Regions from separate parts of the Homo sapiens genome. Here region 2 is linked to region 1. A link is a contact called in ENCODE Hi-C or POLR2A ChIA-PET data. All regions are on one chromosome and are shown on one strand. Each heading gives the region's core, a stretch centred on a gene start or an enhancer-like site at or near the end of the contact. The rest is flanking DNA. Distances are from core to core; before and after follow the strand shown. Region 1 holds the start of FNBP1L (formin binding protein 1 like). Region 2 overlaps FNBP1L (formin binding protein 1 like).

The links. Hi-C counts contacts between places; a loop is a spot of excess contacts on that map. ChIA-PET counts read pairs that join two places held with the same protein, here RNA polymerase II (POLR2A). Pooled maps may share reads with other maps.
Region 2: a loop to region 1 is called in a map of mammary epithelial cell, with 5 times the contacts of the local background. The contact joins the enhancer-like site here to the promoter of FNBP1L in region 1. A Hi-C loop is called at or near these places in 40 of 168 maps with a recorded cell type or tissue (Caco-2, Calu3, IMR-90 and 22 more) and 23 of 50 pooled maps. POLR2A ChIA-PET finds 5 or more read pairs at or near these places in 3 of 52 experiments (A549, GM10248 and MCF 10A).

The regions. Positions count from the first base shown.
Region 1 is chr1:93,445,738-93,450,229 of GRCh38, forward strand. It overlaps FNBP1L (formin binding protein 1 like), which reads left to right and starts at 2,381. Exons shown (of 17, transcript NM_001164473.3): 1 at 2,381-2,568. The coding sequence starts at 2,545. RefSeq lists silencers at 1,255-1,549, 2,489-2,538 and an enhancer at 2,030-3,008.
Region 2 is chr1:93,551,682-93,556,506 of GRCh38, forward strand. It overlaps FNBP1L (formin binding protein 1 like), which reads left to right. Exons shown (of 17, transcript NM_001164473.3): 17 at 728-2,980. The coding sequence ends at 735. Among named protein-coding and RNA genes, the nearest start is that of TRC-GCA7-1, 38 kb to the left of the region's middle. RefSeq lists a silencer at 991-1,285 and an enhancer at 1,333-1,861. Within about 2 kb of position 2,615, at least 9 of the 41 ENCODE cell types and tissues checked have a DNase peak (open chromatin) inside an H3K27ac peak, as active enhancers do; they include endothelial cell of umbilical vein, left ventricle myocardium inferior and mammary epithelial cell, where a contact is called at or near this core.

The DNA.
Region 1 (4,492 bases), core at 1,131-3,630:
AGCACGGTTGAAAATTTTAATGTGAACAGTAGATTATTTTACTTTAAAGGGAAATCCTCACTGGGCGTGGTGGCTCACGGCCTGTAATCCCAAAACTTTGGGAGGCTGAGGGGGTTGGATCTCTTGAGCCCAGGGGTTCAAGACCAGCCTGGGCACCAATGGCAAAACCCCATCTTTACAAAAAAATCCAAAAAATTAGCCAGGTGTGGTGGTGAGCACCTGTACTCCCAGCTACTTGGGAGGCTAAGGCAGGTGAATTGCTTGAGCTGGAAAGGTGAAGGTTGCAGTGAGCCCAGATGGCAATACTGCACTGCTGGGCAACAAAGCAAGACTCTGTTTCAGAAAAAAAAAAAAAAAAAAAAAAAAAAAAGATAAATCCTTTAACTTGGGTTTAAATTATATTCTATAGGTCTTAGCTTTTATGACAATACTTAGATATAATAAATCTTGGTATTGCTGTGGTGCTAAATAATGACACCCATTTAATAAATCCATTTCCCAGCTGGGCGCAGTGGCTCACGCCTATAATCCCAGCACTTTGAGAGGCTGAGGGGGGCAGATCACTTGAGATCAGGAGTTCGAGACCAGACCGGCCAACATGGTGAAAACCTATCTCCACTAAAAACACAAAATTTAGCTGGGCGTGGTGGCAGGCGCCTGTAATCCTAGCTACTCGGGAGGTTGAGGCAGGAGAATTGCTTGAACCTGGGGGGTGGAGGTTGCAGTGAGCCGAGATCGCGCCACTGCACTCCAGGCTGGGTGACAAGAGTGAAACGCCGTCTCAAAAAAAAAAAAATCCATTTCCCCTTACTAATTAATGTTACTTGCAATTGCAAAATACATTCATGATTCTAGGGAGTGATAGGAAGTGATGGGAGAGGCGGTTAACAGTGTTAGGTGACATAAATAAACGAAGAAATTATTTTGGAATAGAGGCAATGTAGAAAAATGTTAGAAAGTGTTGTTCAATCCTTCACAGGCTTTTCACTGCATGGTACAAAGTTAAGCATTTAAAAATTGGCTATAACCCACTTGGAAGAGGGCATTTGTATGCTTAAAGTGGCCTCAGAAAAGGACAGCAGAGAATTTAGGAAGATTAGCAACTGGACTGTCAGGCGAACTCAGGCTGTTGGCCTCAACTCCAAGAGGGAGCGCAGCTAGGCAAAAGAATACGGATTAAGCGGAAGAGGTTGGAACACCTGTCCAGGCCAGGTAGGGGAGGAGTTTCAATGCTGACAAAGAACCCGTTGGGAGAGCTTCCTAAAACACCCAGCTGTCATGACGCACTGAGGAGTACTCTACTAGTTGACTGTTTTGAAGTGTGTGTGTGTGCGCTTGCTTGCTTTAGGAGACAAGCTATTAATACTAAAGCATATGTTAGGGAGTTGCTCAGCGTACTTGATATCTAGTAGCACCAGCCAAACTAGCTAACAGCCTTTCCATGGAGATAGGCCAGGAAGTAGCTCCATAGAGAAAAAAGGAAGTAGTGGACCTGCCTCCAAGGTTCCGATACTGGGAGGTGAAAGAGATCTGAAGTTCCGAATAAGCTGTTTACACTACCAGAGAAAAATCTGGCTCCCATCCAACCCTCACCCACGAGGTGCCCATTCCAGACATGGGGCAAGCTGCCTTCTCATCTTCCGCAGGTGACAGCTCGGCTCACATTTGTCCACGTCTTCCATCTCGTGCGCTGGCAACATACCTAAATGATTACTGGAAGAGCTGCCTCTTTTTATAATTTCCTGACAGAATTTATAAAATTAAAATATTTAATTAAAGACAGAATCGGGGACATGTTGCCTTCACATTTGCTGTTCAACCTGTGCACATTTTGGTGGTTCCCAAGAATCGTCATGCCAAAGCATCAGGCTTGAAAGGAGAGATCACCTTAAGCATCAAGATTTAAAAAAATAAAACACAACTCTCCTCAGTCTAAACTCTAGGATTTGGATGACGCTTCCCTGTCAAGGTTTCTCCCGAGTGGAGGAGACAAGAGGCAGGAAAGGCAGGTAACTAAAATTGCCTCATGTAAAGGGGCTCAGCGCAGAGGAGGAATGAGATAATAGCGGCGGTGGGGGTCTTTTCCCTTCTCTCCCTTTCTATCTTGGAAACAGGGGTCCGACTGGCAGCGGAGTGGGGGCAGTCCAAGCTCCGGGGTACCTGCAGGAGGAGACTCGACCAGCGAGAGGGGCCAGCGAGGGTGACCAGGTGCCCGCTTGGGGACCCCGCCGGCGGTGGCCAGGCTAGCCCAGGTCCTCCCCGATCCCAGGATGCACTGCGCCCCGCCCCCTCCCCGCGCCGCGTTCCGCCTCCCCTCGGCCCCGGCCCCCTCCCGCCCAGCGCGGGGAGGCGGGGACGCGTCGGCGGCGGAGGCTTCTCCAGTCGCGTCTTTCTCACTCACTGGGGAGCCCGGCGGTGGCGGCACCTTTCGAGGTAGACCCGCTGAGCTGCTAGCCCGCCGGCCAGCGAGTGAGAGGTCGGACAGACTGTGGAGCCGACAGACTGAAGGACAGCGGCACCGCCAGACGGCCAGAAAGTTCCGCCATGAGCTGGGGCACGGAGCTGTGGGTGAGTCGGGGAGAGGGGCGCCCCGCACGGACCCCGGCCCCTGAGAAGCGCGGGTTGGGCGGGCGCCGCGGACCCTCGGCGGTGAAAGCGCGCTCCGCCGTCCTCGGTCCGGCGCTGGCGGAGGGTGAGGGTCCCGCTCGTCTTTGTGTGCAGACTCCTCTTCCCTTCTCGGCCGGGGGTCTAGGGGGCCGCTAGTCCGTGCTCCCGCCTTTGCCGCCGTGGTGCAGCTCGGGCGGCGCCCGGGACGGCCGGGGGAGCAGCCCGCGGGCTCCTGCGTGCGCCGTGATCCCCTCTTGTTCCTTCTCCCTCCTCCACCTTCACTTTTCCCGACGCCTGGCTTCGCGCCCGGCGGCTCCTCTCTTCCTTTGTATCTCTCCTCCCGGAGGCGGGGGAGGGGGCCCATTGTCCCCAAGGGGCGCTGTTCGAGGGCGGGGAGGGGACCGGCCGCGATTCCTCGCCCGGGCCAGGTCCGCGGGGCTAGGGCGTCGCCCGTCTGGGGCGGCGCCGCCCAGAGCCCTCGCCCCAGGTATGGGGACCCAGGCGGCTTTGTTCGGAGCCCGGCCTCGGGCCAGCCAGGCCCAGCCCACACGCACATTTCTCTCTCCCTGCCTCAGTGCTTCGGGCGGGCACAGCTTCGAGGGACTCCGGTTTGGCCACCCCCGGCTGCAGCCTTTGGGCTGGTGGGTTGGTTTTGGGGGCTGAATTAAATCGAGTGATCGATGAGGAAGCTAATTTTACCAAAAGGAGCGTACGGTCTCCCTGTTGCTTTACTTCCCTTTCCGTTCTTTATTCTCACTTGTTCTTTCTCCTTCGTTCTCTCCTTTCCTTTCCTCCTTGCCTTTCTTTGGCACAGGAGGCTCCAGACAATGCCCAGTGTCTGGCCAAGGTACGGGCGGAGGGTAATAGGTCGGAGAATTTGCTCCTGGCGCCGGCGCGGAAGGGTCGAGGTGTGGAGGGCAGTGATTTCTCAGGTGCGGAGGGCAGTGATTTCTCAGGTGCGGCCGGGAGAACTGGGGGCGTGGGGGCGCTGTCCCGAGAGCCGCCTGGCCTCAGCCACTCCCCTTTTTATTCCACCTGTGCCTGTTTTCCGTGCCTTTTGTTCGCGAGGATCTCGTGAAATCACTGCAGAGAAAGGGGAGAAATAACTTTTGAGTATGTGTGTGCCCAGCTAGGGTGGGAGTGAAAGCCAATGGGTTAATTGAAAGGCAAAATGTTTTCTTATTTTTCACGTCTACTCATAGATTGGGAATCTTAGAACTGTGAGACTTTAGAGTCCATCTAGTGAATGCTTTACTTAGCCAGCCAGGAATCTCTTGTGCAACATTCTGTACAAGTGCTTACCCAGTCTGAAAACACACCACCCAAGAGAAAATACCTTAGGAGCCCCTTCATTCCGTTTCTTAGATAGCATTAATTGTTCTTATATTGGGGAGGATTGCATGGTAAATGAATTACATAAAGTTTAATTCTTTTACATTGGTTAGTTTCTCAGGCATTATTGGCCTTTTTCCCTTACACTTTGTGCATTCTATAATTGATTATAGTGAATTATCAATGAAAGGAAATGGGTATAGTTTTATTTTAAATTTTTAAATTTTTTATTTTTTTCATGCCTACCAGAGTGCATTCATTCGTTTTTATAATTACAAAATATTTTAACTTTTGCCTACTTAAATGACTTGTGCTTCAAAGGAAACTAAAATGTAAGTAGAATACTTCTAAAAAGTAAACATAGGAAAACAGTGGAGGCATGTTATTTAGATTTAACTCTTAAGATTTTTAAAAAATTCACTTTGTATCACACTAAAGAATAACAGTTTTAAGGAAAAACATTTTAGTGAATAATAAAATGTGATTTTAAAAGTTTTTTTTTTAAACTTATGGTACTACCTAAGGAAACGATTCCATTCCTCTACTGTCTCCT
Region 2 (4,825 bases), core at 1,365-3,864, 110 kb after region 1:
GCAGGTAGCACATAATCTATTTAAGTAGATTTAAAGAGAGTTTCAAAATAAATCTCCTGGTCTAGCTCTTAGGTGAATAAAATAGATTTTGTTTGAGACCTCAAAATATTTTGAGGTTAGCTGGTAATTTTCAATAATTTACAAGCTTCCTTCCAAACTAATCTCATACTTTTGTATGTTTCATCTTGAAAATATCTTTTGGGAAATACCACTTTAGTGATTATTTAGCATTTAGCAGTTACACATAGGAAAATACACAGTTACATAGAAAAATACACATTTGAAGATAGAGGAAACCTTGAATGGAGGGGAAGTGTTGACAAATTTTAATTTTTAAAGGAGAAACTTTTTGACTATCTGGGTTAGAGGAAGATATGTGTACCGCCTTTAGGGCATTTTGTTATTTCCGCTGAATCATTAGTTATTAGGATAGATAAATTTTTCCAATTAGTTTCAGCAAGCGTTGTTGGAAACACTGTGCAGTCAAGGATTGTGCAGTGCTGGTTGTGTGACCACACCCTGAGTCAGTGGTGTGGGGAAGTAAAGTGTGAAGAAGCAGTAAGATTGGTTTTTAATTTTGCCCATGTTTTAAATTTTCCTGGTGTTTTCGGTAGCTGACTATAAAATGATAGAGACATTTGGGACAGGCACTTTAAACTGAACACCCCTTTTGGTTTTACCAAAGGTCTTCAGTAATTGTTCTTTTCTTTTTCCTCCTGGACTGCAGGTTCCTGAAGAGGGTTTCTGAGGAAATGGGCAAGATGTTGAAGGAGGTTACATGCAGCTGCTTTTGGGGGAGGGTATTAGAGTTGTCAGGCTCAAAGAGAGTGAGAGAAGCAAGTTGCATGAGTGCATGCAGACATGATTTTTTTTTTACTAACTTCATTAGCATTTCCATACATTGTTTTTAAAAATCATAATACCAACCCTTAAGTTCCTAGTTCACAGTTATTCCCACAAAAGAAAAAGCCAACAATAGTGTACCATTTTTCTATTTATTTTATTGCTGTCTAATCAATAAAGAATGCAGAGCTGTCAAAAAATGTGTCTTACATTAGCTGTCCCAACAGGATTGTCTTCCCTCCCAGCTCTGTTTTAATTGGCTTTTAGACCCACTATCTGTCAGATCCTTGCCATCTGTCAGTGTCTGCCTGCGCCACCTCCGTGCTTGCTTAACATCCTGTTGCATGTCTAGCGTGATTGAGCTAGATTTTTCAGGCATGTCTTTAGATTCCCTTGTTCTTGTCAAAGCCTTGTTTTGTTTTACATTTGTAGTGCAAATCACTTTGTCAAACATCTCCAGCACTAATGTTTCCATCTTAGTATTTGTGCACACTGCTATAACTTCCCCACTGCAAACATTCCAGTTTTGGCATTACGAAGAAGTAGCTGTGAACCTGAAGTATTTATGATAAGAAAAAGAAAACATCTCTGCTGTAGCCTACAGCCCAGTTGAAAGAACTCTTTGAAACGTGATACATCTTCAGCACCTCAGTCTGGGAAGAATCTAGTCAGCACTGAAATCCTGGCATAATAAACACAGAAGATATTCACCACCTCAAGACAAAGGACTATTGTCAAAAGTCAGCTGCTTCCATTCAAATGCTGCCTTAAACTTGAGTGCCTAAATCTGTTGATTGCCAACACTACCACTACAGTATCCCACAAAGGGCTTTATGTGTCAGCTCAGTGCGACCTGCTTTAACTCTGCAGCACCGCTGCAGCTGCCGATGTAGCCTCGGTAGGTGGCTATTAGAGCTCTACCATATACAGTGGTGCATCTTCAAATTTATGCATCAAACTAAAGACATGTCCAAGTCCATTTTAATTTCCTCAGTGGTTTTATGAGAAGTTTTATGGGCCTCCCCCAATTGTCTTTTTATTTTGGGTTATGACGATCATGTTTGATAATTACAATGATAGTCTCTTTCCACGTGATGCTTTTGTTTGAACCTGATAAAATTTAGTGAAACTTTGTAATGATCTATGTGCACTTTTACTTGTAAAATGGAATTTCTGTATGTTTATACTTGTAAATATGATTGTTGTTAGTGCTCCTGTTGCTCATGGTGTCCTGCCTCGCATTTGTGATTCTGTTAATGACATGTATCTTAACTAATTTCTTAGTGGTGTTGTAATAGGGAGATGGGGCAGGTGGGGGGTTATTTGTACCACTGAATCTTCATTAATTTGGTTCTTTACTGTTTTGAGGGGAGAAAGAACGTGAAATGGTTTGTGTATTATTGAATTTTAAGCAATATTTTAGAAGCTGTGTGACTGCTTTAATAACTTTTTCCCAGTGTTATTTGAATCATACTACCCGTTATACTAAAGCTGAATGACAATTGTGTGAAAGTTACTGCCTTCATAAGATCAAGTCACCACTGTTACACAGCTGACATATAGTGTATTACCTTTGCAGCTAGTAAACTATAAAGTTTAGATATTGAATCTCGTTACAGGGTTATTTATATAATGTGACATTATTCAGTACTGACAGACTACATGAAGTAGTTTTAAAATCTAGTGCTATTTTTATTTTAAAGGTTAGCAATGAGGAGGAAATGTGATCTGGCTGTGTTTGTCTTCTGTACAAAGCCTGAAGTGCTTATGGTTTTTTGGCTAACAGCCACAGAGGGCAAAGTTTAAGACTTTCTTGTAAGGACTAACTGTTCTTTTCAAGCTACTGTTTGTTTTTCTAAAAGCAGGATTTGCTTCCGTAGGAGGCAAGTTCCTTGATGTGGAATAGTGCAACCTGTATATGGGTTATTATAATAGGAAAGACATTTGTACTTGCACAGTTTAAATCATTCTTAAATTTTGAACATGTGAATTGTCCCAAAAAATCTTTAATTTTTTGGTAATTTTTACTCTTTTTGTGCACATGTTGATTTCTTAATGGTAAATCCTTCATTTAAAGATAGTGTTCTCTGTTGAGAATATTTACATGGAATAAAACAATCTTTTCATGGCCTGTTAAGGTGTTTAGTGTGTGATCTTTCATTGCTATGTGAATCAGAGATGTGATGATTTTGTTCTTGAATGTGCCAAGTCTCAGATAATACAGAGTAGATGACAAATTCCATAAGTGGGACAAGTTTTTTTTGTTTTTTGCAAAGCAGTTTTGGAAATTGTATTCTAATTTTGGTTTCTCTAAGCTTTCCTAAAGGAAAAAAAAAGTTTGCTGTCTCTTTAGAGTGAATTTAAATTGCATGCAATAATTTGGATTTATCTTTCTTCTCCAGTAGCTGTGTTGCATAGACTTTCCTTTTACACCATCTGTCCACTGCAACCATACGAACTGTCCCTGTACCTCATAGCCCAATCTAGCCACTACACGCTGGACAGCATTTCCTGTGCTCCGGCTTGATTCCTAATCAGTTACAACACCCAAGTCTTCCTGGCATTTCAAAGCATGGAAAGAACATTTGCCATAATTAGTGACACATTATCTGTAACTTCAGGAAGTCTAATTTCAGAAGATTCACCTTTTAAAAAATGCAAATGTGAAACTATGACTGCAAACTTTTAGAAACTCAGAAAAGGGAATAAAATTCAGGGTAGATGCTGAACAATGAGAGGTTACGATTGTTGAGATGAAAATTTAGGGATCAATGCCAAGTTTGGAAGTAGGAACACACAAAACAATGAAAATAGCAGGAAAATAGTGTCAATTGTTAAAGCTTCAGATGGACAGAGGTTTGGGGTGGAGAGCTCAAAACAATGAAGAAAGCTTTTATTATCAAAACTAAGATCAGTGAAATCACTTCCTATTTGCGAGGGGAAGATAACGTCCTTGATAACAACAAATGAAAAGTCTCTCTAGTCTCATTGAAAAGGGTTTTATTTTGAAGAATGTACAGGTTAAGTATTCCTTATCTGAAATGCTGGGGACCAGAAATATTTCCGATTTTTTTTTTTTTAGATATTTGCATTACATACTTAACAGTTGAGCATCCTTAATCCCCAAATCCAAAATTCTCCAGTCAGCATTTCCTTTGAGCATCATGTCATTGCTCAAAAAGTTTCAGATTTTGGAGTTTTGAATTTGGGATACTCAACTTGTATTAGCTTAAGTAAAAAAAAAAAAAAAAAAAAGCTTAAGAAACAACCTATTTCAATGAGCTTATATACCTAGGATCAATGTATTCCTGAGTATAGTCACTGTCAGGAATTAGGGAAACTACAGAAAACATAAGATGCACCAAAAGATTGGGGAATTGGCAAACACACATTTTGAAGAGTAAATTCTGAGAAGTTGGACAACAACCCTTGAAAGTATTAGATGATGTTAGCTTTTAGGGGACAGTGTATTGGGCAACTGACTGAGGTTCCTAAGAATAAGCCATGTCAAAATAGCCTCATTTCTTTTGATACAAATGGGGGTAATTCTAAGACATAATTAGTGTCTTGCTTTCAACACAATTTCAGTTTGACAAGATTTCTCACTTGTTTTCTGTGAGTTGTGACAGCACTATTAGGGATATGGGAGCATTTGACGAACTGATTTGGTAAACCCAGAATCTCCATCCTGAGGAGTTTCTTGTGGATAATATGTATATGTATGTTATGAACCATTATAAGATAAATATATCACCCAGTTTAACAAGTAGAATATTACCAGGTGGGCACAGTGGAAGCACTGTCTTGAGTGTGGAGTGAGACAGACAAACTACAAGCTTCCAATTCTGGCAAACCAAGATGAGCAATCCCCAACCATCTTACTCCGTCTTTCTCCCTTTTCTCCATTCTCTTCTATGGCTGAGAGCTCCTGCCACTGGCTCTTGGCATATAGCCAGCACCCAGATGGTGCTGTGCTGTCTGA